Linked DNA regions of Homo sapiens: all the other regions are linked to region 1. Evidence: chromatin loops called from intact Hi-C (ENCODE). Cell type or tissue: mammary epithelial cell. All regions are shown on one strand. Links, peaks and the distances in the headings refer to the core of each region. The heading gives the core; the rest is flanking DNA. Region 1 holds the start of LOC105378372 (a long non-coding RNA gene). Region 2 overlaps KCNMA1 (potassium calcium-activated channel subfamily M alpha 1). Region 3 overlaps KCNMA1 (potassium calcium-activated channel subfamily M alpha 1). Region 4 overlaps KCNMA1 (potassium calcium-activated channel subfamily M alpha 1). Region 5 has its middle 11 kb from the start of KCNMA1.

Region 1 (5,900 bases), core at 782-4,781:
TTTTTTTGAACTTTAATAATAACATTGCAAACCCAGTAAATGGTTACCAGACCTAAGTTTGAACAGGCAAGGTGTTTAATACAGCTTGTTGATTGGATTTACGGGTCCTTCCGGGCCTTTCATGGAGCTTGGGCCTGCTTTCTACCTTTATTGCTTCTGATGCCTAAGGCTAACTCCCCAGGGCAGCTTGACTCCCAACAGGGAAGTCTCATTTACCAAAAAGTCTCAGTGATTCTGTTTTCCCTGTCTTTTTTGCTTTTATTATTGTTTTTATTTTTTTAGAGACAAGATCTCGTTCTGTTGCCCAAGCCGGAGTACAGTGGTATGATCATAGCTCGCTGCAACCTTAAACTCCTGGGCTCAAAGGATCCTCCTGTCTCAGCCTCCTGAGTAGCTGAGAGTACAGGCACACACCACCACATCTGGCTAATTTTTAAATTTTCTGTAGAAATATGAGTCTCATGATGTTGCCCAGGCTGGTCTCTGACTCCTAGGTTCAAGCGATCCTCCCACCTTGGTCTCCCAAAGTGCTGGGATGACAAAGCCTCCATGCCCCACTGTCATGATGATTCCGAATCACCTCCAGCAAGGGACACCCTCTTCTTAGGGCTGAGAATAACTGCCAATGAGGAACCATGGATTTGGAGGCCCTTCAAGGGTCAGATCTTGGTTCCACCAGGTTCCCATCCTCACCTGTCATCAATAACCAGCACCTTGGTCTCCTTGTCCCCTGCCTTCAGCATCCCTGGCAGATTCCTGATGGTGACACTCCCAAGGCCACTTCACAGGATGGACCCTCATGGGTCATCTGGGCCAAACGCCTCCATGATAAAGCATAAGCACCAGAGAGGAGGTGGACTTGTCTAGGTTACACAGGAGGCCTGGGGTTGCTATTGGGCTCACCCAGGTCTAGGGAGCCCAGGACAGCAGTCATCACCACCCCACTCTCAGTAACACTGTGCTCTTCAGTATGTAGACAGCTCACATCTATGCCCCATGCATGATTTACAAATGTAAAGACCATGCACAGGAGCTGGCTTAGCAAAAATTGATAAGCAGCAGCCCTGGTTATCATTACTGTCACTGTCCTTGTATCTCATAGCTTCATACTACACCCAAGTCACCATAGGCATGGGCATCTTTGTTTTATAGTAGGAAACCAAGGTTCACACCTTAGCCTGCAGGACTTTGTAAAAACCCTGCTGTGGGTAAAGAGCCCAAAATGGCCAGCCCCTCAGCCTTTTGCTCCCAACCCCCAAGCCCTTTCTCCTCCAGGGCACTGCCTCCCACCCTCGTCTGGTCAGGGGAGGCCACCAGAGGAGGAGTACTGGCCTGGCAGGGAACACTGGCAGTCTCGGCCCTTCACCAAACAGCAGGGGAAAGGCAGCAAGCCCCGCCCCGGTGGCCCCAAGATATGGGTGCCAGGAACCCGTCATTCAGAGACCACAAATGAAGAAAGCAGGGAGGCCAGCCCAGCCAGGCACAGCTCACCCCACCCTGCTGGGAAAACCCATTGTGTTTCACCGGGCATCCTGGGGTGCTGTTGTGGGCCAAGAATGACACTTGCCTCACGCCATCAAAACCAGAAGGGTATCCTAAGGGGAGTAGGCTCGCCCCGCAGAGCCACACTAGATGGAAGCAAGGCGAGTAGCCAGGGCAGAGCCCACCCCCCGCACCTCCCTCCCCACAGCCTGTGTAGACACACAGGCCGGCAGAGTCACCGGGGCAGCAGGTAGGAAGGGCGGTTCAGGAAGCCAGGTACTTACCACAGGGGAGCATGGTCTCTTCAGCCTCACCCTCAGGTTCTCACCGTGGGCTCCACTGGGCATCCATAGGACCCTGCAGTTGTGGGCAAAACCGGGGAGACCCATACAGACATCGTTTTCCTGGGGAGAAAGAAAATTCGATTTCATCAGAGTCCTAACCCTGTGCATGCCTTGCACAGGGACAGACGGAAATAAGCTTCCTCCCTACCCAGGTCATGGGCCTCTGCACTCAGTGACAAAAATGGGAGAGCACAGAGCCAGCTCCCCACACCCGCTGAAAAAACAAGGAGTCCCTGAGGCCTCATGTTCAATCCCACCCCCACCCCCCTTTTTAAGCCCTGTCAACTCTTTCTCGCCTTCAGTCATCAGCTTAGGTGCCTCTTCCTCCAGGAAGCTCGCCTTCATCTTCCCGGGCTGGTTTAAGGGCACTTTCCGTGCCATGTGCTCAATTCCTTGTGTCCCCACTAAACCTCAGATCCCACAGGAGCAGTGGCGGTGTCTGCCGGGTTCTCGCTCTGTCTTCTGCTCTGCTAAGGTGCCTGGCACACCATGCTCTCGATCCCAGATGAGTGAATGAACTAATGAATGAATGAATAGCAGCACCACATCAGGCTGCTCTCACATAACCCACATGGCTAAGGAGAGGTCTACGTTTTATTTTTTAAGAAGGCAGAGCTCGAGGGGGCCTTGAAGTCACATCGCCGGCTGCTGAGTCTACGAACAGGGAAGCAGCCGCAGTCCCCGAAAGGACCCGTCCCAGCGAGCCAGGGCCTGGTTTTCCTTCCGCAGAAGGCGGAGGGACCGGAGCGGGCGCGGGCACCCCTGGGCTCTGAGGGGCGCGCTCTGAAGGGCGGCGGACTTCAGGGCCATGCTGGCTGTCCCCAGAAAGCAGGAGCCCGAAACCGCGGGGCCAACGAACGCCCACATTCTCTGCTACAACCTCGCCACTCCCCTGCGCCTCTCCCCTTGCCCCCTGCCCCCACAGGTAACGCCCAGAACGAGTGCTTCTCCCGGTGGGGTACTGAGGAGCCTGGGCTGCAGCTGCCGAGCCGCCACAGCCACGCTGAGCCCGGCCTGGCCTGCACACTGGCGCCACCGCCTGGCGGGGAGCGGGACTGACGCGCTCCTCTCCCTCTCCTCCAGCCCAGATCACGGAGGCGCGGAGCTCCATCTCCTGCCCTGGGCGAGGGGAGTGAGGGAGACAAAGACTTTGGGCACAACACCCACCACATAGAACCTATTCTCTAGTTGGGAAACAAGTCAAGGCAAAGGCGCACAGAGTGAAAGTCAGTGTGTGAGCAAACAAAACACCAGCCAGCAGAGGTTAAGCTTCTATGCAAACAGGCCTGCCTGACTCAGGGAGCAGGGGAGACTGAGGCAGATGAGAAGCTCCCGCCGAGGCCACCAGGATGCCCAGGCCTTGGGGCTCCAGGAAACGTGGTCTCCACGCTCAATCTCGGCTCAGCCTTCCCCAGAAGATGCCTCTAGCCGGACAGAGCTGGGTTTTAATCATGCCGCCTTCATAAGCCAGGTGCATGATCTCTGGCTAGTTAACTACAGGTGCATTTCCTTAACCTATTTAAAAAAGGGGTGGGGGGATGGTTAGGAACTCTTGCCTGGTTGTGTTGTTGTTACAATTAAATCATGAATATGGAGCATTTGATGCAGTGCTCAGAATAGAAGCTACTCTTAAAAGCAATCCACTCATAATAGGGAACGAAGGTTCTAGAATGGCTACTTTTTAAAACTATAAATCAGAACAGATTCAATATAAGAACATCACTCTCAATTCTTACTCACTTCCATTCTGGAGTAGCAGAGAAAGAAGCAGAGGGGCCACTGGCTGCAGAGGGAATGGCCCAGAGCTCACAGCCTGTCCTGGTTAAGTGGCAGCCATGGGGAGGCCCTAGAGAAATGTCACCAAGAACTGTGGAGACAGCAAGGAGTAAATGCTAGCACTGATTGTCTGCCAAATGCCATTCAATGAACTACATTCTTTACAAGCATTGACTCATTTACTTCTCACACCACCCCTACAAATAGGTGTCATTATCATCCCCATTATTTTAGAGATGAGAAAGCTGGGACATTCACAGATTGGGGACCCAGACCAAAGTCACACTGCATCTAAGCAGCAAAACTGAAATTGTAGCCAGGTGTTCTGGCTCCAGAGCCTCTGCTCCCAACCACCAGCCAATACCTGCCTCTCTGATCTGGGAGCTATATTCATTCCCACTTCTCAGGCGAGAAAACTGCTGTTCAGAGCGATGAACTCTTGCAAGGTCACACAGATAGTCACTGGCAGAGCTGTGATTTTTAGTCTTGAGCTTTCTCCCTAATTCAACTTGGGATAGAGAAAGTAAAAGCTGGCCAGGCGCGGTGGCTCACGCCTGTAATCCCAGTACTTTGGGAGGCCAAGGCGGGCGGATCACGAGGCCAGGAGATTGAGACCATCCTGGCTAACACGGTGAAACCCCGTCTCTACTAAAAATACAAAAAATTAGCCGGGCGTGGTGGCCGGCGCCTGTAGTCCCAGCTACTCGGGAGGCTGAGGCAGGAGAATGGCGGGAACCCAGGAGGCGGAGCTTGCAGTGAGCCGAGATAGCGCCACTGCAGTCTGGCCTGGGCGAAAGAGCAAGATTCCGTCTCAAAAAAAAAAAAAAAGAAAAGAAAAGAAAGTAAAAGCCAGCCCCTCTCCAGCCGTCAGAATTACAAAAGGTGAACCGGGGACCTGTTGGCAATCACATTTCCGACCGTGTAGCAGAAGCTGGTCTATGGTAAGAGACGATAAAACCACCACACAGAGAGAAGCAAAGATGAGGCTCCGCCAACAGAGTTCAAGTCCCAGTTCCGGCCATTCCTGAAATCCAGCTGCAACCTTCCCTTTCTAAAACTTGGTTGTTCAAATTCAGGGTTTGACTCCAGGTGTCAATAAAGCCCCACTGTGTCCCCAAGTTGTTACAAGTTGGGGAATAGTCAGTTGCAACCAAAATGTGCTCTGCCACAGAAGGTGACATATGGAAACAAGAGGCAGAAACCCAGAAGTCCAGAGGATCTGGAAAAATGAGAGGAAAGAGAAGCCGAGAGCAGCAGAAAGAACAAAGGGTGCAAAGCTATAAAGAGCCTTTTGCCCATCTTGCCAAACCATCAGCTCTCTCACTTGTCCCTGAGCTTGCTGCTTCTGCCCACAGACTGCTTCCCAAACAGCTGTGAAAATATCGTGAACTGGTGCTTTTGAACATTTCCTCTTCCAAATGCATGCAAGTTTCACAGCCCCCTGAGTCCCACACGTAGACAATCACTTATACCAATTCCTCCTTCCGATAAATGTTCATGCCAGCTAAAATAACTCCCCATCCTTCAGATCCCCCCACACCAAGTAGTCTCCCTAAGTGCGTGTTCTTCCTGCCCCCCACTCCCCCGCACCCCTCCAGCAGGGTGCTTCTGGAAAGGCAGATGGCATGAGTGGAGAGCTGACCCCCAGCTCAGTCTTCAGGAAGGCAGGGCTGTTGATGAGTCAGCGGGGTCTGCACTGAAGCATCTGGCCCAAATTACCAGGATGAAGACTTTTTCGGCAAATTGCTCACAGCCCAACAGGCAGCACTCCACGCAGACCACCCCAGCGCTGCTGTTAGTCACGCGTGCATTTTAATTTAGCTACAGAAGAGGAAGGAGCAAAGAGCACAGAATAATCCTCTCCTTAGAGAGGAAAATGGGACCTCGGGAGCTTGCATGGCTTCCCTCAGGTCACTCAGCCAGTCAGAAAAGAAGCGCTCAGCAGGGGCAGGCTCCCTGAGCGTGTCCTAATCCTAGTCCTCGCAGAACTCTGGTCATTCTGGGATCAGCATCTGCAGTGGTCACATTCCTCACCTTCCCCCTGCCTCCCACCACCGTCACTTGACTTTCTCTCAGAGCTCAAACTAGAAGGGATCTGGTTCAGTTCCATCAACCATTCATTCATTCACTCATCCATTCAAAGTGGCGAGGCTGGAAGGGGCCTTAGGGCTCATCTGGCCAAATCCTTCCCATCCGGTGTTCACTGGGCTGTTTGACTCTAAGCCACAAACATTGACTCTAGCTAACTGAAGCAAAAGAAGACTCAGAGTTTATTTAAAGTAAAAGAAGAAGCTCAAA
Region 2 (5,900 bases), core at 1,257-5,256, 540 kb before region 1:
AGAAGGTCAGAGGTGAGGCTCCATCCCTGGGAGAAGGTCAGAGGTGAGGCTCCATCCCTGGGAGAACATCGGAGGTGAGACTCTAGGGATGAGTTAGAAATTTGGCCTGGGACCTCCCTCCGCCCCTCTCCTTCCCTAATCTCCAACACACCCTGTATCTATTTTCCTGAATGAGTTGACCCTATCCTAATTTCAGAGAGTTTAGGAAGCGATATCAACCAAATTGGCTCTAGACAAAATACTAGTGACTAATAAAGTCAAGCAAAGGTGCTCATTCTTACTAGTAACCAAGGACTTGGAATACCTTAGAAGGGGATTACAAGTGGAAGATCCAAGAGCTATGGGAAAAGGGTTCTGCTGTTCAAGTTGAAATTGTAATATGGAATATCATAGGATGAGTATATCTCAAGATGTAAATGACTCAGATTTTAATCTCAAAAACATATGAAATAAAGGATTACATTAATAAGAATACTGATATTTAGGAGCACAAAATAGCAAGGTTTACTCTAATACCAGAATCCTGGAAACTTGCATAGCAGCTACAACTAGAATTCAAGTTCAGCCTCACCGTGGGCTGGACCAGCAGATCTCAAAGTGTGGCCCCCAGATCAGCAGCAGCAGCATCACTTGGGAATGTGTTAGCCATGCAGATCCTCAGGCCCCATCCCAGGTGTACTGAATCTGAAACTCTGGGGATGGAACACCCCAAATCTGTAATTTAACCAGACCTCTAGGTGACTCTGGTGCACTCAAAGTTTGAGAACCACTGGTCTATCTAGAATACATAGTGTGCTTGTTCCAAAGCAATTGTCCTTACCACGACCCAAAGAGCCTCACAGAATAGATTTCGGAAAGTACGTGTGCGTGTGTGTGTGTGCGTGTGTGTGTGTGTGTGTGTGTGTGTGTGTGTGTGTGTGTGTTGAAGTTTCTCAGGTATTCAGGTATGTTCCTCTGGTTTAAGAACCACCACTGTGCCAGGCCTCTCAACAGTGGCTGCACAAGTGAAATTATTCAGAGAACTTGAAAACATTCTGGTGACTGAGTTCATCCCCAATTCTCATATGCTTGGTTAGAAATACAGTCTGGCCAGGAGGACGTGTCAGAGTTCCTGGGTGATTCTAACATACTGCCAAGATCATTTAGCCCATAGAAGAATCACCAGGAGAATTTGTTAAAACAGATTCCTCAGCCCTACCTTTCAGAGATTCTCCAGGTTTAGGGTTGAACTCCAACATTTTTATTTCTATTAAGCTCCCAGGCCATGTGCTGGCTTGCAGACCGCACCTCGAGTAGTCCTGCTCTAGGAGAAACATGTTTATATTTTAGATACCTGAAATCTTCTTTGGGCTGGGATGGCCAACTTTCCTCCATCTGTTCCTCCTCTAAATTCCTATAAACTTACTGTTCTTTCTAGAGGACACTCCAATTAAGTTATTAACATCTTATAGAGGCAAGATCTATGTTTTCCCCATCTTTGGGTCACTCCTAGCACCTAGGGATTTGCACACAGTAGGTGTTCAGCTGAATAATGCAGTCGAATCCCTGAGCTGGTTTCAGGTGTTCATTTTCTCCCTATCTGATCTGCTAGCCAGGTCAATCCATTATGGCCCTGGTCTCATGGAAAAGAATCAAGGCATCTATTTTTTGAAGATGATGTGAAGGTAAATATACGTCCAGTCCTAGAGATTTAGGTTGCTGAGGAGGCTGTTCCAATAATACCCCAGATGAAGTACAGCCATCTGGAGAGGTTTTGGCATCCATGCAAACCTACTGCTGAATTCGTTCCTTGAAGACATTCATTTTAGGATGGTATTTCCAATTTGGCATATAACAGAGCCATGCAAATCAATGAGGATTTAGAATCTCTACTTACGGAGGGCATCTTATTTAAAGCGTGTCCCTGACAAAGCAATATCAAGGGAACACAATTGGAAATCTCTTGGAGAGGAGTAATTTCTCTAGAAGCAGTTTTAGCTATAGCAGCGACCGGAACAGCAATGAGCTCCCTGAAATACATCCAAATTTTTAGTATTCCACTTGGCTGGGCTGCCTTCTTCAGAGCCCAATCATAGGGACAGAACTTAATAATGAGTTCATTTTTCTTGTCACACTAGAGCAATTCAGTTGCAATGCTATTCATAAGGTGTATGTTGCCATTGAATTCTTTCTCAAAAAAAAACAAAAAAAAAAAAGCTCAAGCCAAGAGTAGAGCCCCATGTCAGTCTATATGCGCTAACAAAATACCTTAGACTGGGTAATTTATAAACAACAGCAATTGATTGCTCACAGTTCTAAAGGCCGGAATGTCCCAGATCAAGGCGACAACAGATTCAGCATCTGGGGAGGGTTTTTTCTCTGCTCCATAGATGGCACTTTCTTGTTTCCCTGCATGGTGGGAGGGACAAACAGCCTCCCAAGGGCTTCTTTCATAAGGGCACCAATACCATTCCTGAGGGCTCCACCCTCATGATCTAATCATCTCCCAGAGGCCCCATCTCCAACACGACGGCATTGGGATTTCATTTCAACACATACATTTGGGGCAGATACAAACATTCAGACCATAGCAGCCCATAACATCTAGCATGATACTATTTCAACATGGACTAATGGTAAAAACATGGATTGTTTTTATTTATTTGGCTACTTGTATAGAATGGGTCAAGAAGCTCAGAAGAGGGGACTGGTGAACATGGGGGAAAAAAGTAGTTTGGAGGCTGGTAAGTTATTAAAAATGTGTTAACTTGTAGCTTGAGAGACAGCATAGTATCATATCAAGTAACATGGACTTTGGAGGTAGATTGCCTGAGATCAAAGCTGAGCTCTACCATTTACTCACTAGGTGACTCTCAGCAATTTATTTAACCTTCTGAAGCCTCAGTTTCCCCATCTGTAATATGGGCCCCCAAATGACACCTATTTCATAGTACTGTTTGGAAGAGCACTTGAGACAATTATATACTGTATGTACATACACATACATACATATATATACACATATATGTAATATGTGTAATATGAACACATCTAACTTTATTCTAGTTATGGAAGCACTTTTCTTTTGGATTTCTCTTTCTCTCAAACCCCCCAACCCCCACTCTCCTAAGGACACCTGGCCCAAAAAGGGAAATCATACTTTTTCTTTTCTTTATTTCACTATTCTTATTCTAAAGAAACCCACAGACTACAGACAGCAGTTTACTTAGAAGGCTCTGGGCTTCAGGGAATCTAGATGTCCAAGTTGAAAGTCAGCTGCCTGGAACATGGAGTGGGTGACCTCTGGGGGCACTCAGGGGCCCTTCCTTCCAGGCTTCGGGCACTGTCACTGAGAAGCAACTCCCTTGGGGGAGGGGTGCTTTTGGTCATAGCGGTTGAGTCAAGTTATCAGATGTCAAATAGCTTATAGGAGTTCAAAGTGAGCCTATCTCCACCACTGCTAACCACGAACTGCCCATCTGAGCATGATGAAATTGGCCCCCTTCCCCTCTCCCCTTGCTACTTAATTGCTCACAAATCCAGCAAATTGCAGGACCAGCCTCTAGGGGGCACCAGAGACCTTTCCTTTCAGAGCCCAAAATGCCATTTCAGTAGCAGCAGAGTAGTGTGTCCTGGAGCTGGAGCATGGTCCAGTGTCTCTTGTGCTTTTTGGCCTACTGAGTCCTTAAGTATATTTAATTTAATTTGGGTAGGGTGGTAGAGGGTTCCTTTTAACAGTGTATTCATGATTTCTCTAGCATTTCTTCAGGAAAGTTATTTATTTCTTTTAGATATAGAATTTTTACCATTGGTCCATTCACTCAAAATCACTTCAAAAAACATTTGCTAAGCTTCCACTATGTGCAAGAGTGTCCTGGGCATACAAAAAGTAAAAAGCCATGGTGTGTGCTGTCACAGACTCATTCTAGAGCAGCGTGGTCCCACAGAACTGTCTATGATGATGGAATGTTCCACATCTGTGCTGTCCAGCTCCGCAGCCAATGAGCCACATGGGGCTCTTGAGTACCTGAAAAACAGCTGGTAGGATGGAGGAACTGAGCTTTTAAATAGGCAAATGTGGCTAGGAGCTACCATACTGGACAGCACAGTGTATTAGTTTGGTGCAAAAGTAATTGTGGTTTTGGCCATTTTTAAGTGGATTGGTAAGCCTGGCTATTTAAAGTGTGGTCCACAGAGCAGGAGAATCACTACACCTGAGAGCTGGTGGAAATGTAGATCTCTGACGTTAGCATAGGCTTCCTAAATCAGAAACTGCATTCTAACAAGATCTCCTGGTGCTTCTCATGCACAGTAAAGTTTAGAAAGTTAGGAGATGCATACAAGTGGTTCTCATCCTGACTGCACTTCAGACACAACTGAGAAACATTAAAAGAAGCTGAGCCTAGGTCACACCCTCCACCCAGAGATTCTTAGGTTAATGGTTTAAAGGCTTGGCCTGAACATGAAGAGTTTTAAAAGCACTCTGGGGGATTCTAATAAAAATTCGAGAACCATCCCAGCATAAGTCAGTACGGTGGCTCCAAAACTGGAGATCACCAGGAGTGCTTGTTAAAACACAGACTGCTGGCTCCAACTCGCGGTTTCTGATCCCTGGGTCTCGGTTGAGCTCTAAGAACCCTCATGTGTAACAAGTCCCCAGTAACGCTGATGCTGCTGATCCAGGAACCACACTTTGAGAACCACTGGTCTAATCATTTTAAAAGATGGGCTCCAGAATTGGACTAACCTGAGTCTTGGACCTGCCACTTACTTAGACCCTGAACCTCAGTTTCCCAAACTGTAAACTTGGGCTATGAATATTTACTCATCGAGTTATTGTGAATATTAACTCAGAGAATGACTGTGAGATGCTGGGCATAGTGCCTACTTTTAATAAGCAATCAATAACTGTTCCTTACTATCATGATCCTAAGAAGACTCACTCATTCATTCATTCAACAAGTATGAACTATGTGTCAGGCACTGTTCCAGGTACTAGGGACATAGCGAAAAACAAGGGGGCCACAGTCCCTGCCACATTGCTATCATGGAAGCTGCAGTCCTACCTGTCAGTACAAAGCAGGCTGCGTATGGTGCTCCTATAGCACGAATCCTAACAGCACAATACAAAGGTCAGAGAGGAATTCATTCCAATGGATGAGAATGGGAAAGCTGCACACAGGAGCTGGAGTCAGAGCTGTGCCTTAATGGGGAGAAGGATTACAACCTGCAGAGTCAGGGCAGGAACTTACTCATGACCAGGCACAGGGCAGAGACAGCAAGAAGATGCAGCTAGCAGCCTAGTGGAGCTGGGGCAGGAAGTACAGGGAAAGGGGAGGCAGGAGGCAGGGCTGTGCATATGGGGATGCCAACCAGGGTCTGCCTCCACTCTCTGGCCAAACCATACTATTTGTGTTTGTTTAAATCCCAAACACTGAAAATTACTGATGTCAGGAAACTGAAACCAGGCCACAGCTTTCATTCTTGATTATTCTTACCAAATGCAGAGGCCAGTCAACAGAAGGTCCAGAGATTCACAGAATCATCCTGACCCTGCCTGAAGGTGGGGCGGGGCTCTTCAGCCAAGCAGGTGGCCTTGGGCCCAGATGCTCCATTGAAGCAGAGGAACAGAGAGATGCTTGAGACTTCAGCTGAGCCCTGGGTGGGGTAACCATTAAAAGGAAGAGTGGTGTGCTGACCCCATCCACCGCTTCCCTTAGGAAAATGGTGGCCTACCACCACAACTCTTTGGTCTCATTTGGGTTTCTCTGTAAACTCCAGAAAGCAATAAAGCATGATTCCTAAAAAAGAGGGCTACTAGGTGGAGGTTATGCAGACCTAATATGTTCCCCTCAGTCACTGCAGCTGCACAGGAAGGGGCACCCAAACCTCAGAGTAAGTTGCGTAAGAACAACAGACAA
Region 3 (5,900 bases), core at 771-4,770, 460 kb before region 1:
CTACAGGATAGTCCTCAGCATTCTGGAGGGGAGGGGCAGCTCTGGCTAAAATTCACTGAGACAAGCCATTTCACGCATGTCTGTTGGTTTAGATTCACTTGTGGGAAAGCCTATAGACTGTCCCCTGATTCATTTATTTGAAGGGTGTAAATACTAGCTACAATTCATCTGGAGAATTCTGGGTGCTTTTTTTCCAGGGTGATGATTTAGTATAACTTCCACGAGAAGTTTAAAGCTGTCTTTCCAAAATACCCAGATGGCCAGCCAAACCATGAATGTGTAAAACTGGTAACAGTTTTGAATGAAAGACATGGATTTTAAGAATGTACATTCTACTTTCTCACTTTCTTTCCATTTGCATCTTATATGTGGATAGAACTTCATTTTTTTTTCTCATTCACTAAGCTCGATTATAATTTTTTAATAGGTTTCACTGTGTTTTATTCCTGGAAATCTATGGACTTACCATAGAGATGGCTTTAGAGATTCTACACTAATTCTCTCCCAAACTAAAACTGAGCTTGCTTGCCGTCTTTCCCAAGGAAGATGGAAAACTCCCTTGTGCTGAATCCACTGATTGGGCCTGCCACCGGACAGAATCTTCGGATATGCTCTCAGAACAAAATGAAGTCATGAAAATGAAAAGTTTCTATATAAATAACCAGAAGGTCTTCTTATAAACAAAGCCTTGCTATGCCAAATCACACAGTTTAGCAACAGAGAAGAAAGGCTAAAGCTGGGATGAGGCTACGACAGTCCTCAGGCAGAATGGGAATAGCCTTGTTTCTAACCTTATGGGCATTTTTGCCAGGAAAAGGTGAGGACAGGACTGAAGTTCCATCCTTGGGATAGACTATTTGCAAGTTCATAAAAGAAACCAGAATCAGAGAGGACTCCCAGTGCCATCTTCGCCAAGGCCTAGAAGGATCACAATTAAAGCCAAAGGACATTGAGATGGTGTAGGACATTAGGGGAAGAGGGTGCATTGGGGAATTTCATTCCTTTTCATCTTCTCACACGGAAACAGAGAACACCAGGATCTACAGAACAAAAGACTGCCTCATAGTAGACTGTAAAAAAAGACACAATCCAAATCCATCTAAAGAGCATTTTATTTCTGAGAAATACAGAGGGACAAAAGGTTAAAAAAATAAAAAAAATAAAAAAACGAAAAGGGAAGGAAGGTGCTGGCTGAGGCATCTGGACTTCTAACCCATCAACACACTCACCTCCACATTAGGGTTTTCTTTCTCTGGGACATACAAGCTTCAAGCCCAAACCTCTTTCCTGAGTCTCAGCATGGAAGTTGGCAGGGTCTGCACCCCACGACATGTAAGAACACCCCTGGAGAGAGATTGGAGAAATAAGACCAGGGGCTTTAGAGGATCTTCAGTTCAATACAAATAGGATCCAGAATCATTAACAGTAAATATTTAAAAGGGGGCTTACCTTCAATGACATGCCAATGGGAGTCTTCCAAACTTAAACAAGCTCTTCTCTTTCTTGGCTCGGGAGAGCTGATGGAGGGAGCATGTGGAATCTTGTCTCCTGACAGCGTTTAAAGGACTCTCCATCTGAGATGGGTGAGGGCAGCCCAGCCTCGCATGTGGGGTGGGCTGAAGGACCTCTGATAGGCTTAAACTTGGCTGATTCCCAGAGACAGGTTATTAAAGGAGATATTTGCTTTGTTTTCCCTGACTGACATTTTGGCCTCTCCACCCAAATGCACAAAATCCTTGGCCGGTGACCAGATGGCTCTGAGAAATTCTGAGTTTAGCTGTGCATGAAATTACCACCATCCCAAGCCACAGGAAAGGAGCACTAAGCTCAGAATTCAGGCACACCAGAGTCTGAGCCAACAGGCACACCAAGCAGGTTTCCTAGTATCAAAGTCTAGTAGCCAACCATGCCAGGGATAGAGTTTAAAGTTCAAAACACTCACACAGTGGACAATAAAGGCAACAAGCTCAAGGCCATTGTCACCAGAGTTGCCAAGTTCACGCCACAACAGAAAATGAGTTAGACTCCAGCTTGTTTCCCAGATGCCATCAACTTCATGATTTGCAATAGTATAGTTGGAACAAATTATTTCCTCAGGGTTGGCACCTGCAGGAATCAGGGCAGAACTGGCTGCAACATTGCAGTTCTAGTCTGTGCCCTCTTCATCCTTCTGCAAGGTCTTTATCATCTGTCACCCAGGCTCACTCTGGAGCACCAGTCCATTCGGCTGGCACCCAAGGAGTCTGCATGAGTGTCCACTCTAGAAGTCCTCAAATGGCCAGGGCCTCCACCTCTGGGGGTCATGATGAACTCCTCCATCCATCTCCTTACCTTCACAAGTCAAGAAGCACCAGCGTGCAATGCTTCAGCTGAATACCCGATTGGCAGGTGAAAGGATAGCATCATGCTTTCTAATCTGACCTCCAGTAAGATCAAAGCATTGGAAACCCAATTGAGAAAAGGATCCTACAACCATAGCAAGAATGGCTCAGACCCTCATCTGTGGGAAACTGTCACCCTCCCAGAAGTTGCAAATTCCCATCAAGTCATCTTAACTACTTGACATCTTCAGTGCAAATACATCATTAGGAAACAGCTCTTTAAAAATAAGTAATACCCAGCAAGAAGACTTGACCTCATATACCTCACCCTCCTATGCCAGCAGACTCAAAATAGCCTTCCTTCTGAGAACTTTCTTTCCCATTTAGAAAATCAGTACAGTACAGCACTAGCTTCCTCCAAAATCTTCTGCACTCAGAAGGTCTTGCAAAGGTTGGTGTCAAGGTAAATAAATGGATCAATGTAAAGGCTCATGATTGTTTATGAAACGAGGGCAAGAAAGTATATTTGAATACTCACTTTGATGAATCTATGAAGTATATTACAAGTGCACCGATGCTGAGAGCAAAGACTAAGACAACCTGTAAAAGAAGAGGAGAATGCCATCACTTAAGAGTTGGACCTCAGGATGTTTGGGTTTTTTGACACATACCGAAGCAGCTTTGAAATACGGTGCCCATTGCCCTTGGGGACCTGCTTGGAAATCTCACCCTCATCCCCAGCCCCCCATTACTGCTTCAGGTTTGGCTCTTCATACAGCAATGGGCAGCAACCTCGCTCCTTGCCAATAGGGGTCAGGGTAGCCTTTTATGTCTCAGGGCACTGGGTTTTTATCTGACCCTGTTATCTCGAAGTCCAGCTTCTCTGCAATTGTAGTTGATAAACTTCAGTGGGAAAAAAGCAGGTGAAAATTTAGGGTGATACAATTTTTAATATTATATGTAGTCTAGGATCTGCAGGAACTCCAATAGAGGAATATCAACTTTAACAGCTTCATTGAGGCATAATTTACATACCACAATATTCACCCATTTAAAAAGTACAATTCATCAATGACTTTAGTAAATCTACTAAGTTATGCAATCATCACTGTAATCCAGTTTCAGAACATTTTCATCATCCCAGTAAGATCCCTCATGCCTGTTAAATCAATCCCCTTTCCCATTTCCAAGCCCCAGACCACACTAATCTACTTTCTGTCACTACATAAGAGATACCAATTTGAAGATCACAAATTTGCTCGTACAAATGTCCGTGTGTGTATGTGTGGACATACATAAAGATATATTCACTGCATGTATGATCTATATGATTAGAACACTTCTGAAATATTTAGGAAAGTAGTTCCAGTTCAGGAAGTCAATTAGGCAATCCATTAGGCCAGTTATGTGACAATCCTTGTCCTACTTTACACTCTTCACTCAAAATTAATCTCCATGGATGGAAGACAGTTTTGGCATCTCCTTCAGTGGATACCTGTCATGCTAAGGTCCATAGAATGAATATGTAGCAGATTAGGCTGACACTGACACTTCTGTCCTCAGTACACATTCTACTTTCTTTAATCTTTCACAGAGGAGACTATTAATGCAAATAAAGGATAGTCAGAAATAAAGAAGATGCTTTCAGCCAACAATTAAGCCTGAGAATAAAAAGTAAGCACCACCATTACACACAATGCCTGGCTGCTAGGTCAACCTTTCCAGGTATGCTAATACCCTGAAGAGACTGCAGGCTGAAGGGCATTGGAAGTCAGTCTCCTCAGTGTCCATCTATTGACATCTCTCAGGCCTTGGCTGGTGGGTAGAGAGGAATCCCAATTTATGTAAAGACTAAGCATGATCAAGCTTTGTGTGTGTGTGTGTGTGTGTGTGTGTGTGTGCGGGCACGTGTGCCTGTGTATGTATGAGAGACAGAATCTCTCTCTTTTACACCCACCCACACACACACACACTCCTGTATTTTTTATGTGTGCCAAAGTGGCTGACAGAAAATGAAATCTGCATGAGATACTCATTTAAAGCATTGCAAAACTGCATGGAGCTCCTGGGGCAGAATGGTGGCTTGCACAGCCCAGAAAATGACCATTAAAAACAATTGGACACTGTAAAAGGAATATGCAGTTTCATAGCAACTGATAAAATCTCCATATAAAGGGAGGTGCTAAAACAATACACCACTGAGGTTTATTTCATTCTGCCATTTAAAAAAAAAAACAACTAAAACATGCTCCAATTGAATGCTGCAGTCTATCAGTAATTATCACCCGCCCAGCACTAATCCCTCTTAGCTGCCTCACCTCAACCCCTCCCATCACACATATTCATTCATATGTTCCTTTCAAAGGTACACACAAAAACAAGCAAACAAAAACATGAGCAGGCCTTCGCTTTTTCCTCTATTATCTAAAGGAGGCAGCAAAACAAAAAGCTTAAGATTAATTTTGATCTGTGCTGCTATTTCTGAGGCATAAGCAGTTAGATCCTGGCCCTGACCTCATTCTCAAAAAGCTGCAAAGAGAAGGGGTGTGGCCAGAACCCAGGAGAAGGGCCTCTTCTCCATTCATAAACAGCTGATTTAAGACTAATCCCTGTCCATTTGGCTCCCTGTGTGTGTATCTGTGAATGCTGAGCATCTGTCAGAGCTGGCTATATAGGCCTATGCCACCCAAAGCCACTGTTGCAGAAAAGGACTGGAAAGAAGCCCTTGCAAATGGCATCTACATCATTCTGTAAGGAACTCAAAATCTAAGACCCCTGCAATGGCAATGATTTCGCAGCATCCAGATGGCCAATGTAGCTGATCCTAATTTGCTCCAGCTGCCTCCACTTGGAGTCAGTGATGGGGACTAATGCATTCCTTATTTAAGCAAATCAGCCAGTGACAGGAGGAGGCCAGGAATCCTGCTACCCTCTGAAGATGAAAACTCAAATATCAGCATCTCTCTGATAGGGTAAGAGAGGGAAGAAATCCAGGAGGGAAATAACCTCCACAGCTCCCTGGCCCTGAAGACTCTGTTGAATGGACATGCATTTGGGTCCACGTATTCAGCTGGAAGGCCTCCTCTCAATGAGATACAGGATAGGCAAACTGCCCCATGATGTACGATGAAATGCTCCCTGGGGAGATGATCTGCCTCTCAGTATTAAGGTAACTGTGCACGTAGTCTTGAAACTTGCTAAATGCCTCTTTATCGTGTCAGGCTTGATCACATTGTCAGCCCAGATCCAGGTGCTGCAGAAAACACATCAATACTTTGGATGTGGCCATGAAAATAGAATCCCCATCAGAGACTTGTCTTCTCTAGGCCCCTAGCAAAGCCACCTTAGAAGTGTCAGTTTAGTCTCTCTCTTTCTCTATCTCTCTAACAAATCCCCATTGTCTGAGAACTCTAAGTTTGAAAACACAAAATGATTACATTTTAGTCTGCATGGTAATGGTATTATTATAGAGCACCCCAAATAGTCACCTAAGTATTTAACATATCCTATACATAAGGCCCAAGAAAAACAGAAGATGGGAGGCCACTTGGAGTCATGAAATATACTCTTTTTTTTTTT
Region 4 (5,900 bases), core at 1,274-5,273, 320 kb before region 1:
TGTAAATGGCTTAATGTGTCTGTTTAATGTACACAAAATTATCTTTCAGGAAAGTGGATTGTTTTTTATATCATTTTGCATCTCTAAAATATACCACCTATGGCAAAAGGATTGGGATTCAAAGTCTGACAAAATCTACAGCAGAAATAATTAGCACCAGAGGCTGTTTCTGAGAGTTAAATGAAAGAGAAACTGGTTATTTATTTATTTCTTTTCTCTCTATCTGTATCTCTCCATCTCAGCCCCGGGAAGAGGAATTGTATCTCTTGGTGCTAGAAGGGTGGCTTGCTGAATTGCCTTTACAAGGTTTTTTTCTGTAAGACAACAACTGAGCCCCCAACACACAACTCCCTGTGGGCCGCAGTGCTATGGAAACAGCTGCAGTGCTCCAACTCTGGGGAAAACAACCAGATAAACCCACTGGTTTGCAAACTAGGCACAAGGGCAGAGGAATAGTGATGTTTTCTAATTTAGCATCCAGGGAGGCAAGGGGGAGTCTTTGCTTAAATCATGTTAATGAAATTGGAAACACTTGAAATAGCCCATTGAGGGTCTGTTGCCCCTGTTTTTTAAAGTTCATCTAAAAGTTAACCTACAAGGAATTTTCATTTGGGGAATTTCTGCAATGTCAACTCCACTGATCACCCACAGTGTTTAACACCCTTGCTATAAATTTGGGGGCTAGCTTGGCAGCTCCTGCCACCCCCCTGAGTCTGCTACCTTGCTCCAGAAATAAAAAATGACTTTGGCCACAGTAATGTTTCCTCGATCCTCAGCCCCTCCTGGGGGCCTCCGGCAGTCATTATTTTAAATAAACATGCCTTTTATTGTTTTCAGGTACACAGAGATGGAGGCGCTTCTACCTCTGGAGGAGGGATGGACTTTCAGGGGCCCCATGATTTGCAGCAGTTCAGTCAAAAGCAATACAAAGAGCAAAGGATAGGGGCTGTTATCTCACCCAAGAGCTCCTCAAGCAGAGGATACTCAATTGGAAAGGAGGCTCTTCCAGTCAAATTTGGGGCTAGTGGGGTCACCACGTTTGATACCAACTAGGAACAACATCCCCTTAGAGGCTTCCAACTGAGGAAGGTTCCAAAAGAGAGCTCCATGGCTGAAATGATTCAAAAGAAGCCAACTCCTTCTCATTGAGCTGGCCCTTTGGAATATGGCCCCCTCCTCCCACGGCATCCTTCCCCCTGCCCAGTGCCTCAGGCCCATCTACATGCTTCTACCTATAGGCTTTGCTTCTTCTCTAGAAAGGAGCAAAGAAGGAAAAGAATCATTGGAGGTGAGTCAAAAGCAGGCACCGTAACTCACGGGGCCTTGTAAGCCAGGGACACAGTTTCAGATTTTACTTCAAATGGAGGCAAAACCATGGGAGAGCCATGCAGAGACACCCCTTGATGAACTCTGCTTCACGCCAATCACTCTGGCAGCTAAGAAAAGTGCATTCTCTCTCCTTTTGCAGTTCTCCTGGTGCCTAGCACAGGGCCAAGGGCACAGTAGATGTGAGCCTAACACTTGTGGCCTTTGCTGATGAAGGACAGTGAAGGGGATAAGAAAACATAAAGATATTTTGGGCTGCAAGGGAACGAACTACTGAAAAACTACTGCGGCCCCCTCTATTTATGGAGATGCTGAGGCCTTGGAGAGGGAATTGACTTGTCCAAGGTCAACCAGAAAAGTGATAGCAAAGCCAGGGTTAGTATCCAGGTTTCTGCTGATTGCAGCTCCTCAGATAAAAGTAAGTGACTTGCCTCTCTTCTCCCATATCCAGAATTGATCTCAAACACTGTCATGAATCCCCAAGGGCCAGAGAGACACACAGCATAGACCAAGGTGAGTAAACTGTTTTCTCTCTTTCTGATGATCTGAGCTTTTTCCTGGAGAGATCTCAGGTGGCCAAGAAACCAAGTTGCCCACCTCATGGTTCAGAGGAAACAATAACCTCCTGGCAGCTTCCCTGGGAGCCCATGCAGGTGCCTCAGGGATTAAGGAGCTCCTGAAAACAACTCCTTTCCTTTGCAGGAAGTGATTTTCCACCCCTGAGGCATAACACCAGGCAGAGGCTCTATCAGTGCCTGCTGATATAATTAGCTCTGGACAGACTCTCCAACCAAGGCAGACACAACCAGGCCCTTGCTCTAGAAACAAAAAGAATGTTCTGGACCTATCCCAGTACACTTCCAAACCCCACGCCTTCCTGGGCAAGTCGGGGCTCAGAGACCAACAAACCCAACAGACTTCAGCAGCAGCCAGGGAGCTGGCAGCCTCTGTCCCCTGAAATGCCACTTTTTTTTTTGTGATTCAGCCTCTGTTTCAAGCTATTTTTAGTGTAAGCAAAGGCTGCATCTGAGGGAAGGTGGTGTGGGAAAGGGGTCTTTACTTTCTCTCTCCTTTTCAATGAACTGTCCTGTTTCCCTTAGGACAGCCATTTCACCAAAAGCCACAAAACATGTGGGGAGGGAGGATTAAAAAGAAAAATGGGAAAAAGGTCAAAATTCAGCCTGTTTGCTAAAAGTCTGGGAACAGTTCTAGGAAGGTGATAGTTTCTCGATCCTTTGCGTTAACCTGCTGAATCCTGGGCTGCTCCTGCCAGTGGGGAACCAATATGCCCAGTCCATCTACCTTCCGAATTAACCAACCTCCAGTAAACAAGGAAGGCCCAGAAGTTTGCTCTCCCAGGGACGTGGTGCAAACAGGTTTAATGGTCCCCCTTGATGCCCCAGGGAAGGATGTGTGCCCTTGGAGGCTTGTGAACAGAGAAGCAAGCTTCCGCTCACAGAGGACCCTGGCTTCCCACCCTCACCCCGTCTCCATCATGTCAGCACAAGGCCAATTTTACAAACTGAAATTAACTGGATGAGCAAAAAGATAGCCTTGGTGCTTAAGAGGCTTGGGTACATTTAATTGAGTTTCCAAGTGCCCTGATTCCTTAAGAAAGCCAGAGAAGCCACTGTTATGTCCTAGATCCCTCACTACTCAAACAGGAGAGAATAGTTTTTACAATAAAAATTTTAGGGCAAATGGTGGCTTTCTGTTGTTGTCATTTCCCTGAAGTAGGTTTTTTGTTTGTTTGTTTGTTTGTTTGTTTGTTTGTTTTTTTCTGGAAAAAGCCTCACTCTGGACCCAGAGTCTAAAAATGAGGCTTTTAGTGCACCAAATTGGGCTGTTTGGGGCCCGTAGGCACGAGTCAGTCTGCCTCCTCCTAAACATAGCCTCGTAAACTAAACTTGGAAGCATCAGCTTGCGTGTGGTCCCGAGTGTGACTTTCCAAGCATGCACTCCCCTGCAACGACAAAGGCTGATGACTTTGTCATCATCATCTCTATTTTTGAGTCTCCCTGCTAAACAAACTTTCTCGCAGCTGAAATGGAGGCTCTAAGGATATTTTTCTGACAAAAACGGAGTGCTAAGCCATCAGCACCCTCTGAAGGCCTTGGGGGAAAACCTGGGTAAGAAAAGTCTCCCAGCCCAACTCAGTAGCCGCAAATACAGACATTTCATTTCCTGAAATGCCTCCAGGGGGCGCCAGCTTTCATGGGTTGGGAAGGAGGGAGGGAAGGACGGAGGAATGGAATGAGGCGAGGAAGGAAGGGAGGGAGGGAGGAAGGGAGGGAGGGAGGAGGGAGGAGTGGGGGAGGTGGGAGGGGGCAGTGGGGAGGAAGGAAGGAAGGGAGAGAGGGAAAGAAGGAAGGGAGAGAGGGAAGGGAAGGGAGGGAAAGGAAGGGAGGGAAGGGAAGGAAGGTAAGGGAGGCAAGGGAGGGAAGGGAGGGAGGCAGGGAGGGAAACCAACTACTCACATATTTGCCCAGGCCCCTGGGATTCAGCTGCAGAACTGCACAGGATGTGCAATCAGGACTAGAATGTCTGAGCTCCCAGGCCTGTCCAAGGGACTGAGAGATGGGTCACAGGTTCTGACTTATCACTAAACCCTACTTCAGAAACCTTGCCACCCCAAATCATTCTAGAAAATGCAAGCATAACATTTCCACCTTCAACACTTTGGATGACTGCACTTTGCAGCTTTTGCTGAATGAACCAACATATGTCCAGCACATTGAACAGTATCTGACCCCGAGCAGGTGCTCCAGAATGTTTGAAGGAATGGATGAAGGGATGGAGGAATAGCTCAGAGGAGCTGCCTCGCATGTGCAGTAGAATCTGGGTCTTTATCTTCTGGTGACCTCACACGCTTTCCCATCTCCTTTCAATGAATGTGTGGTCACTACCTGTCAAAATGTACATCAAACCCACCTCCCCAAATACTGGTGCAGATGTGCCCTCCGAAACCAGCCTGTCCCTGCCCTGTCAGCCTCGCCCCACCTCCAGGGAGAAGTGGATACGGAGACCACAGTAAGTGCACTTGACCCTTTTTCCTTAAGACTCATCTGTTGTCCTGCCAAGGCATTTCCTGTGACACATGCGCCCACAACGTACAGCTCCAGGGAGAGCCCAGCCCGTTCTCCAGTCCCCAGCCAGCTCAGGGAGGCTATATGAAGTGAGAATTTCCTGGCCAATTTGACAATGGTGAGTCAGGCTGGCATGAGCCAGCTGCAAAGAGGACGCAGCCTGGACAAGCCTGAATTAAGTGTGTGCACAGAGCAAACATCATCATCTGGATGGATCCAAACCAGGGCTTGCCTGGGGCATTCAGAGCCTTTCAGATGGCCCTGCCCAGAGCTGCTCAGCACTCTTGGAAGATGTCTGGGTTTGGGGAGGCTCAAGGGCTGTTCTTCTACCCCTGCCCCAGAAAAGGATTTGTTCTTCACCCCCTGACCCGTCTGTCTCCATACCAGCCCATTTCCTCCATGACATGGTGACCGGGCTCACACACACAATAACAAAAATAATAATAACCATGCTTATCAAGCACTAACCATGTCAGAGGCACTGTTCTAAATATTTTACATGCATTAACTCATTAAGAGGCAGGGACTATTATTGTCCCCATTTTGTAGATGAGGAAACTGAGGTATGAGACAATGAAGCCACTCGCCCAGGGTAAAAGCCAAGCCCCTGAGACAGATGGAGCTGGGAGTCAGGAGTCTGCAGAGGCTGGGCTTCCAACTGCCCAGCCGCACCACACACAGCAGCTCCTTCCCAAGATGGGTGTCCCAGGGAGAGAGGCAATGCAAGAGCTGAAGTGAGTTTTGAGGCTGCTATGGGCTCCACCCATCCTCCTTGTTTGTTCCAATCAAGTGAGAACGAGACACAAGGAGCAAGATGGAGATCAAAAAAGAGTAGGAGCTCTAGTTCAGATCATGATGCACTGACAAAGGGGCAGGGTTTCTCACTCCCAGGCCCCAACAGAGACTGAAGCAAAGCGGACAGAGACAAGACAGGACCGGCAGAAGCAGGCCGGACTGGCTGCTGACTGCACAGAGGCTGCAAGTGCTCTGCTTGCTTACCAGGCCCCCACTGACCTGTGCTACGCTCAGTTCTGTATACTAGGGAACACCAATCAATGTCGGTGGATCACACAGGTGGATGAATGGACATAGATGGATGGGCAGACAGACAATGGGATGGAAGGCCAAAGCAGGCACCCACATGCACCTGGAAACTTCAGAGGAGAGGGAAAACAGCCATGCCAGCACTTGCCATCAGAGCCCTGAGGGCCTGGGAGCCAGAGATGAGTGGCCAGGATCAAGTGGGCTGTCCCTGGACCAGGAGGCTCTTCCTCACTCTGGAGCCAACTGAGGGTTGATTTCTGAAACTCTCCTTCATTTTCACAGCAGCCCTGGGGAGGGCAGAGGAGCCAACACACCAGCTAGTAAAATTAACAGCTGCTCTTTACAGGGCGTGCCGGAGAGCCCAGCACATGGCTCGAGGCCTGCAGACCAGAAGCTGCTGCGAGCTGAGGTGCCTGGCCTGCAGGCCCTGATCAGGGGTCCTCT
Region 5 (5,900 bases), core at 824-4,823, 63 kb before region 1:
CCTCATTCGCATTCCGCCATGATTGTGAGGCCTCCCCAGCCATGTGAACTGTGAGTTCATTAAACCTCTTTCCTTTATAAATTACCCAGTCTCAGGTATGTCTTTATTAGCAGCGTGAGAACAAACTAACACAGGGTTTTATACTTTGGCCTACTTCCAAGATCTTGCCTTAACCCTCCCCACTCCTGAGATCTTATTGGGAAGCTGCTGATCAGTTTCAGCTGTTTTCTATCTGTCAGGAGACTGCTGTTCCCTGGCTCTGGCTGTGACCAATTATTACTTTAGAGAAACAGTTAACCCCCTGACCATCACCTGATGGTTGCCCACCACTCCTAAGTGTGTTGTGGGGAGCCCTCTCCTGCCTTGCTCATACCTGACTGGCTACCTACTATAACACGTCCCCCCTCAAGAGTCCAAGATCCTAAACCTTTGGGGGAAAATGGATGAAGGTCAGTCTTCTGCAACTTCTTCCTGCTGACAGAGGGGCGGTGGTGGTTCTGTGGGTCTTGGCCTCTTGCTAGCTGTCAGGGCCGACTTGGGTCCATGAATTGGTGAAAGCGGTATCCAGCCAGGTCTAAGGGAGACAGGGGCAGGATTTTGCCTCTGTCGTGTCCCACTGATGAACAATCTAGAGGTTCCCTTTAGAAAGGTGACTCTTGAATATTGAGAGGACAATATCTCTCACTGAGGATCATCTGGAGCTTGATGTCCTTTCCCCTTAAAGAGGAACCTCAGATCTTTCAGGGCCTTGCAAGTGTATTGAGGAGCTGAGGGCATTGCTTCCAACTCTGGTGTCCTGAAGCCTTTTCACGGCTTCACTCGGGTATGTTGTATCCAGCTGGCAATCTCTAGTACTTTAATGGCCCTGGGGGTAAATAATAAAACAGTGAAGGGGTCCTTCCAGAACAAAAACCCAATCTAGCAGTGTCCTGCAAAAAAGCCATAAATACAGACCAATAAACTGGTTTCTGGGTTCAAGAGGGAAGTTCAGTAAAGGTCCTAGTAGAAGGTGCTTACCATATTTCAGCAGAATGCTGTTAGAGTCCCAGAATGTAAGAATCACCATTCTAGGAATGCTGCCTGGAGCCAGGAAGGAGAGGTAGATCCTCACCTTTGGCTAGAAACTGAGTCTTTGAGTCTCCCACCAGGGAAATTTCCCCAGTGGATTTTGCGTGGACATCTGACTAATCCAGAAAGAGACCTGAAGGTGGGAGAGACCCTGCCATCTTCCTGGCCATTCTAGAAAGTCCAAACACAAAGAGAAATGACCTCCCGTTTCTCTGAGCACTGCAGCCACTACAATTTCGTAGCATCCACAGAGTGCCTCGCCAGCTCTTTCTCTCTGAGGACCTCTGACATGGGCTTATTTAAGCGCAAACTTTAGATGCTTCCAGAAAGATGGCTTGCCTACAGCACTATGCAGCTGGAACAGGGAGACTGTTAGAGGCAGACACTGCCCAGCGTGTGTCTCAGACCTCCCTTCAGAAAAAGCCTCTGTGAGCTCCAGGACACTGTGCTAAATGCATTTTCTGCAAGATGCTACACTGAATTGAAAGCGTGCAAAAACATCCTTTTGGTTATCTATAAATTTCATTTTGTTCTTCTCTCCTAATAACAAAATTGAAAGCTGTAAGTTGAACAAAGCAACCTGCAAACTGCTCTAGCAGCCCTGGGAACTCCCTGGGTGATATATGGTCATGGGCTTAGAGCTTTTCATTTGACTTGCTCTTGGCTTTTCTATCAAGATCTGTCTTGGTGACACTCTACTGAGATAGATGAGTTGGTATGCATAAGTGGCTTTTATTTCAGAAGGTAATACATATTCTATTTAAAGTACAATGACCCAGAAGGGAATTCCAGCCCCTTTATCATTAGTATAGAAATTCAATGGTTCATAATCTGGTAGCTCATTGAAATGACTTTTCATTAACTTCAATGGTTCATAATGTGGTGGCCCATTGAAATGATGTTCCATTAAATTCAATGGGGGATATTATTTGAGTCAGAACCAATTTACAAACTAAACAGAATGCAGGCACACATCGCACTGCCCAGAGGGCTCGCTCGGCTCTCTCTTCCCTGGGTCTTCCATGAAGACTGGTGAGATCAGCACTGCCTGGGAGCTGAGGTGGTAGGCAGAGAAAAAGCATGTAGGCAGGGCATGCCCTTCCTTCTAGGGGAATAATAGTTGAGGCCAGAGACCATAATGGGCAATTTACATGTCCCAAAATTCAATGCACATATTTCCCTAATGCTTAGACCACCTTCACAATTTTGACCATATCGTCATACTGCCTTTTCAATTACTTACTAATATTTGTCTTCAATAGACTACTTTTATTTACCTAAATTTATTTCAAAAGGAAATTCTATACCACTATCTTCCTGGAAAACCAACATCACTGTAAGTAGCAGGTAAATAAATACAGTAGTCTCTCACTTTTCTGCAGGGCATACCTTCCCAGAACCCCTGTGGATGCCTGAAGCCACAGATAGCACTGAACTCTACACACAGTATATACAAGTTTTTCCATCTGATAACCGAGAACACTGCTCAGGTACTAACAGGCAGGTGGTGGGTGGTGCATACACTGGACAAAGGAATGATTTATATCCCAGGCAGGATGGAGCATTTGGCAAGAGATTTCATCATACTACTCAGAATGGCAGCAGTTTAAAACTTATGAATTGTTTATTTCTGGAACTTTCCATTGAATATTTTTGGACTGTGGTTGACCACAGGTAACTGAAATTGCAGAAAGCAAAACCTCAGATAAGAGGGGGACTACTGTAATAATAAAATAAAAATAAATAACAAATCAAAATATAAATACATTAGAAATAAATAGAAGGCAAGTGTAAAAGTAAATATAATAAATGCAAACAATGCTGTAAAATCAGAGCTTGCTGTTTTCAGGTGAAAGCCCTCCATCTGAAGCCTAGACTGCCTTTGCTAAAAGGAGAAATTGGTAAGTGTTGTAGAGATGTTCCAGGCACAATGACCATCTCTGTGGCAATCAGGTTAGAGAGGGAATTGGGCAGGGCATGACTTTCCCACTGAGTGCCAAGACCGGAGTATAAGCTCAAATCATCCTTTGTACCGCGTGGGGTCAAGCAGCCTGCCTTTTTGGAAGCACTGCTTTCCTACTCGTTTTAATTCTTACACGAGGCTGGGCACAGTGGCTCACGCCTGTAATCCCAGCACTTTGGGAGGCCCAGGCAGGTGGATCACCTGAGGTCAGGAGTTCGTGACCAGCCTGGCCAACATGGTGAAACCCCATCTCTACTAAAAAACTACAAAAATTAGCCAGGTGTGGTGGTAGGCACCTGTAATCCCAGCTACTCAGGAGGTTGAAGCAGGAGAATTGTTTGAACCCGGGAGATGAAGGTTACAGTGAGCAAAGATCATGCCACTGCGCTCCAGCCTGGGCGACAGAGCAAGGCTCTGTCTCAAAAAAAAAAAACTTACACCATCTCCTAAAGTATCACCCCCACTATACAGATGTGGAAACTGAGGCTCAAGTAAGTTAAGTAAGCAACTTGTCCAAAGTCACACACAGAGTGTCCTCAAGGTCAGTGCACAGCATTATCAGGGGTCACTCAGCCCTCTGACCCTATCGCCATCTGGGCCATTATAATTCTAGAAGGAAAAGCACATTAGAGATTTTGTCTGACTTCCTCTTTTTAGAGTGAGAAAAGTGCAGCCTAGAGGTGTTTAATAACCTGCCCAAAGCCTCTTTGTTCCCCAGCGACTGAGCTGAGGTTAGAATCCTTATCTGGTGTGCTTTCTGTCCTCTCAAAGTCCACCCGGCCAGCAGATGAGCCTGTTGGGAGCCAGGCAGGTGGTAAAGTTTCCTCACCATCCTCCTTTCTGCTCCCAGCAGGCCTAGGAAATCCTTTCTTGCTGACCTTTCTTTCAAATGCTAATCTGGGCCTCTGAGGCTGGGGTGGGGGGGTGGGAGGGGGGGCCTTTCCCCCATTGGGAGCCCCACTGCCAGGTGAGCCCATGGCTGTGAGTCAGCACAGAGAGCTTCAGAAGTCCCTCACTGATGGGGGGCATGCAGGGAGTGTGCCCCATGGCATCTGGGCCTTTGCAAAGCCTGTAGGGGCCGGGGTGCCCCATTAGCCCAGGAGATGCCCCTGCAGGAGGCTTTAAACTCAGCAGGTGCACCTCACAGCTCCTCGGTCTCAGACACAGCCTGAGGTCAAGACAGAAGCTGTGAAGAAGCTCTGTTGGGTGAGCCCTGGGGCTGCAGGCAAGCCAGGACCTTTGGAGGCCCTGGGAGGCTGGCAGGGGTGAGGGAGAATGGCAGGTGCAGGTGCCATACTGCACCTTTGGGAAGAGCAAAGGTGGTGGGGTGAGCGGGTCGAGTTATGAGAAAGTTCACAGAAACAAAAGAGGGGGTATGAGAGTAGAAGTGGGAGGACAGAGAAAGAGAAGGAAGAAAAGAAGTAAAAAATAAAAGGAAACAGAGAGAGAAGAAAAAGAAAGAGAAGGGAGGGAGGGAAGGAAGGAAGGAAGGAAGGAAGGAAGGAAGGAAGGAAGGAAGGAAGGAAGGAAGGAAGGAAGGAAGAAGAAATAAATAAATAGAGAGACCTAAGAAACAAGGCAGAGAAAGGGACATCACCTGTCCCAGCCAGTGGCCTCTTCTGAGTTGCTCCACTTCCCTAACAAAGCACAGAGACATTATGCCTGTAATATAAGGGGGTCCAAAGTGCCCACAGTAAGAAACAAGTATTCTCCCCTTAAAGGAAAGGCACAGGATCCTGGTGGCAAATTTCTGACAAGTGAGCTCCCCACCCCCAACACACACACACAGACAGACACACACACACACACAATGGACTGTCTCCTTTCTCAGAGGGATACATGCTTGAGATGCTGGGTGTACCTGCAAAGCACAGGCCTGGGAAGCCCCTCCAACACAGATGGTCTTGTCTTATAAGTGTCAGGGTTTGTGCCAGCTGAAAGGGAGCCCGGACTTCTGTATAGGAGGTGAGGACAAGGGCAGAATCTCCTTCATTGTGTATTCTTTTCTCATCACCCAGAAGAGGATTAATCATATTAGGACTCAGCAGAAACAAACGAGAAGAAGCTGCACATGGCCAGGCAGTGCCTCCCATCCCCAGGCAGTGCCTCCCATCCCCATTAGTGGCCTGCGGGAGGAACTTTCCATGGGAATCCCACCCAGCCCAGCCTCCTTGCAGGGCAAGGGCCCAGGACACTGGTCTCTCCAGCTGACTGCACAGGGCTTTAAAGCCAAGGATGAGGCAGGGGAGGAGAGGGTCTCAGTGTAACACATTCTACTCTACCCTCCAGGGCTCAGTTCCTCAATTCTACAAAGGAAAAAATATTAGGTGTTTATTAGGTAAATATTTATTAAGCACCTACCATGTGCTTTGTGCTATTGGCAATTTCTATAAACAGGGTTTTCCCATCCACAGCAGCTCTCCCTACCACATGAGAGGGTCCCTGGAGGAGCAACCACATGGATTAAATATTTCACACCATGAGTCAATGGAAGTGCTAGCTCAGCCCTCAAGTTGCTGCATGATCCCACTCTGGAGTTCCATGGAGCTGGGTTCCAATTTCAGCTCTCCTCCTCTCTCAGGCTGCAGGCTGTGGGTTAGGTTTCTTAGCCTCTTGAATTTCAGTTTCTCCATCTATATAGTAGAGAGAATAACAGTGCCTTCTCAGTGAGTTGGTGTGAGGATTGAATGGAAGAATCCTGGTAAAGCTCTTAGTTAGCACAGTGCCTGGCACATGGTGTCCTTTTGTTGGCCTTTGCTACAATTAATGAAGGCAGAAGTGTGATTATATAAACCTGTACCCACTTTCTTTGAGTCTCCATCCTCTGATGTATACCATGAGGTACTCCCTGCAACCCCTTTAGTTTGAA

What was found. Peaks named below come from ENCODE experiments on the same cell type or tissue, not always from the same donor. Only the 100,000 strongest peaks of a DNase experiment are listed, where the experiment ranks them.
Region 2: a loop joins it to region 1, with 8 times the contacts of the local background. A loop is called at or near these places in 82 of 110 quality-filtered maps.
Region 3: a loop joins it to region 1, with 6 times the contacts of the local background. A loop is called at or near these places in 8 of 110 quality-filtered maps.
Region 4: a loop joins it to region 1, with 14 times the contacts of the local background. A loop is called at or near these places in 10 of 110 quality-filtered maps.
Region 5: it touches region 1 in a loop (7-fold over the local background); 10 of 110 quality-filtered maps call a loop at or near these places.

What each region holds. Positions count from the first base shown.
Region 1 is chr10:77,708,740-77,714,639 of GRCh38, forward strand. It overlaps LOC105378372 (a long non-coding RNA gene), which reads right to left and starts at 1,949. Exons shown (of 2, transcript XR_001747510.2): 1 at 1,767-1,949. RefSeq lists enhancers at 1,124-1,183, 1,554-1,743 and a silencer at 3,860-4,091. In mammary epithelial cell, for the core only: a CTCF peak has its summit at 2,872 (motif pointing left); no DNase peak of the experiment used is centred there; H3K4me3 peaks cover 345 bases.
Region 2 is chr10:77,170,520-77,176,419 of GRCh38, forward strand. All of the region lies in intron 5 of KCNMA1 (potassium calcium-activated channel subfamily M alpha 1), which reads right to left. Among named protein-coding and RNA genes, the nearest start is that of KCNMA1-AS2, 33 kb to the left of the region's middle. In mammary epithelial cell, for the core only: a CTCF peak has its summit at 3,543 (motif pointing right); a DNase peak (open chromatin) is centred at 3,562.
Region 3 is chr10:77,248,336-77,254,235 of GRCh38, forward strand. It overlaps KCNMA1 (potassium calcium-activated channel subfamily M alpha 1), which reads right to left. Exons shown (of 28, transcript NM_001161352.2): 3 at 2,860-2,921. Among named protein-coding and RNA genes, the nearest start is that of KCNMA1-AS3, 100 kb to the right of the region's middle. In mammary epithelial cell, for the core only: a CTCF peak has its summit at 3,123 (motif pointing right); no DNase peak of the experiment used is centred there.
Region 4 is chr10:77,388,546-77,394,445 of GRCh38, forward strand. All of the region lies in intron 2 of KCNMA1 (potassium calcium-activated channel subfamily M alpha 1), which reads right to left. Among named protein-coding and RNA genes, the nearest start is that of KCNMA1-AS3, 41 kb to the left of the region's middle. In mammary epithelial cell, for the core only: a CTCF peak has its summit at 3,511 (motif pointing right); DNase peaks (open chromatin) are centred at 3,516 and 4,516; H3K27ac peaks cover 2,879 bases.
Region 5 is chr10:77,646,012-77,651,911 of GRCh38, forward strand. No RefSeq gene overlaps it. Among named protein-coding and RNA genes, the nearest start is that of KCNMA1, 11 kb to the left of the region's middle. RefSeq lists a silencer at 3,659-3,758. In mammary epithelial cell, for the core only: a CTCF peak has its summit at 2,546; a DNase peak (open chromatin) is centred at 2,610.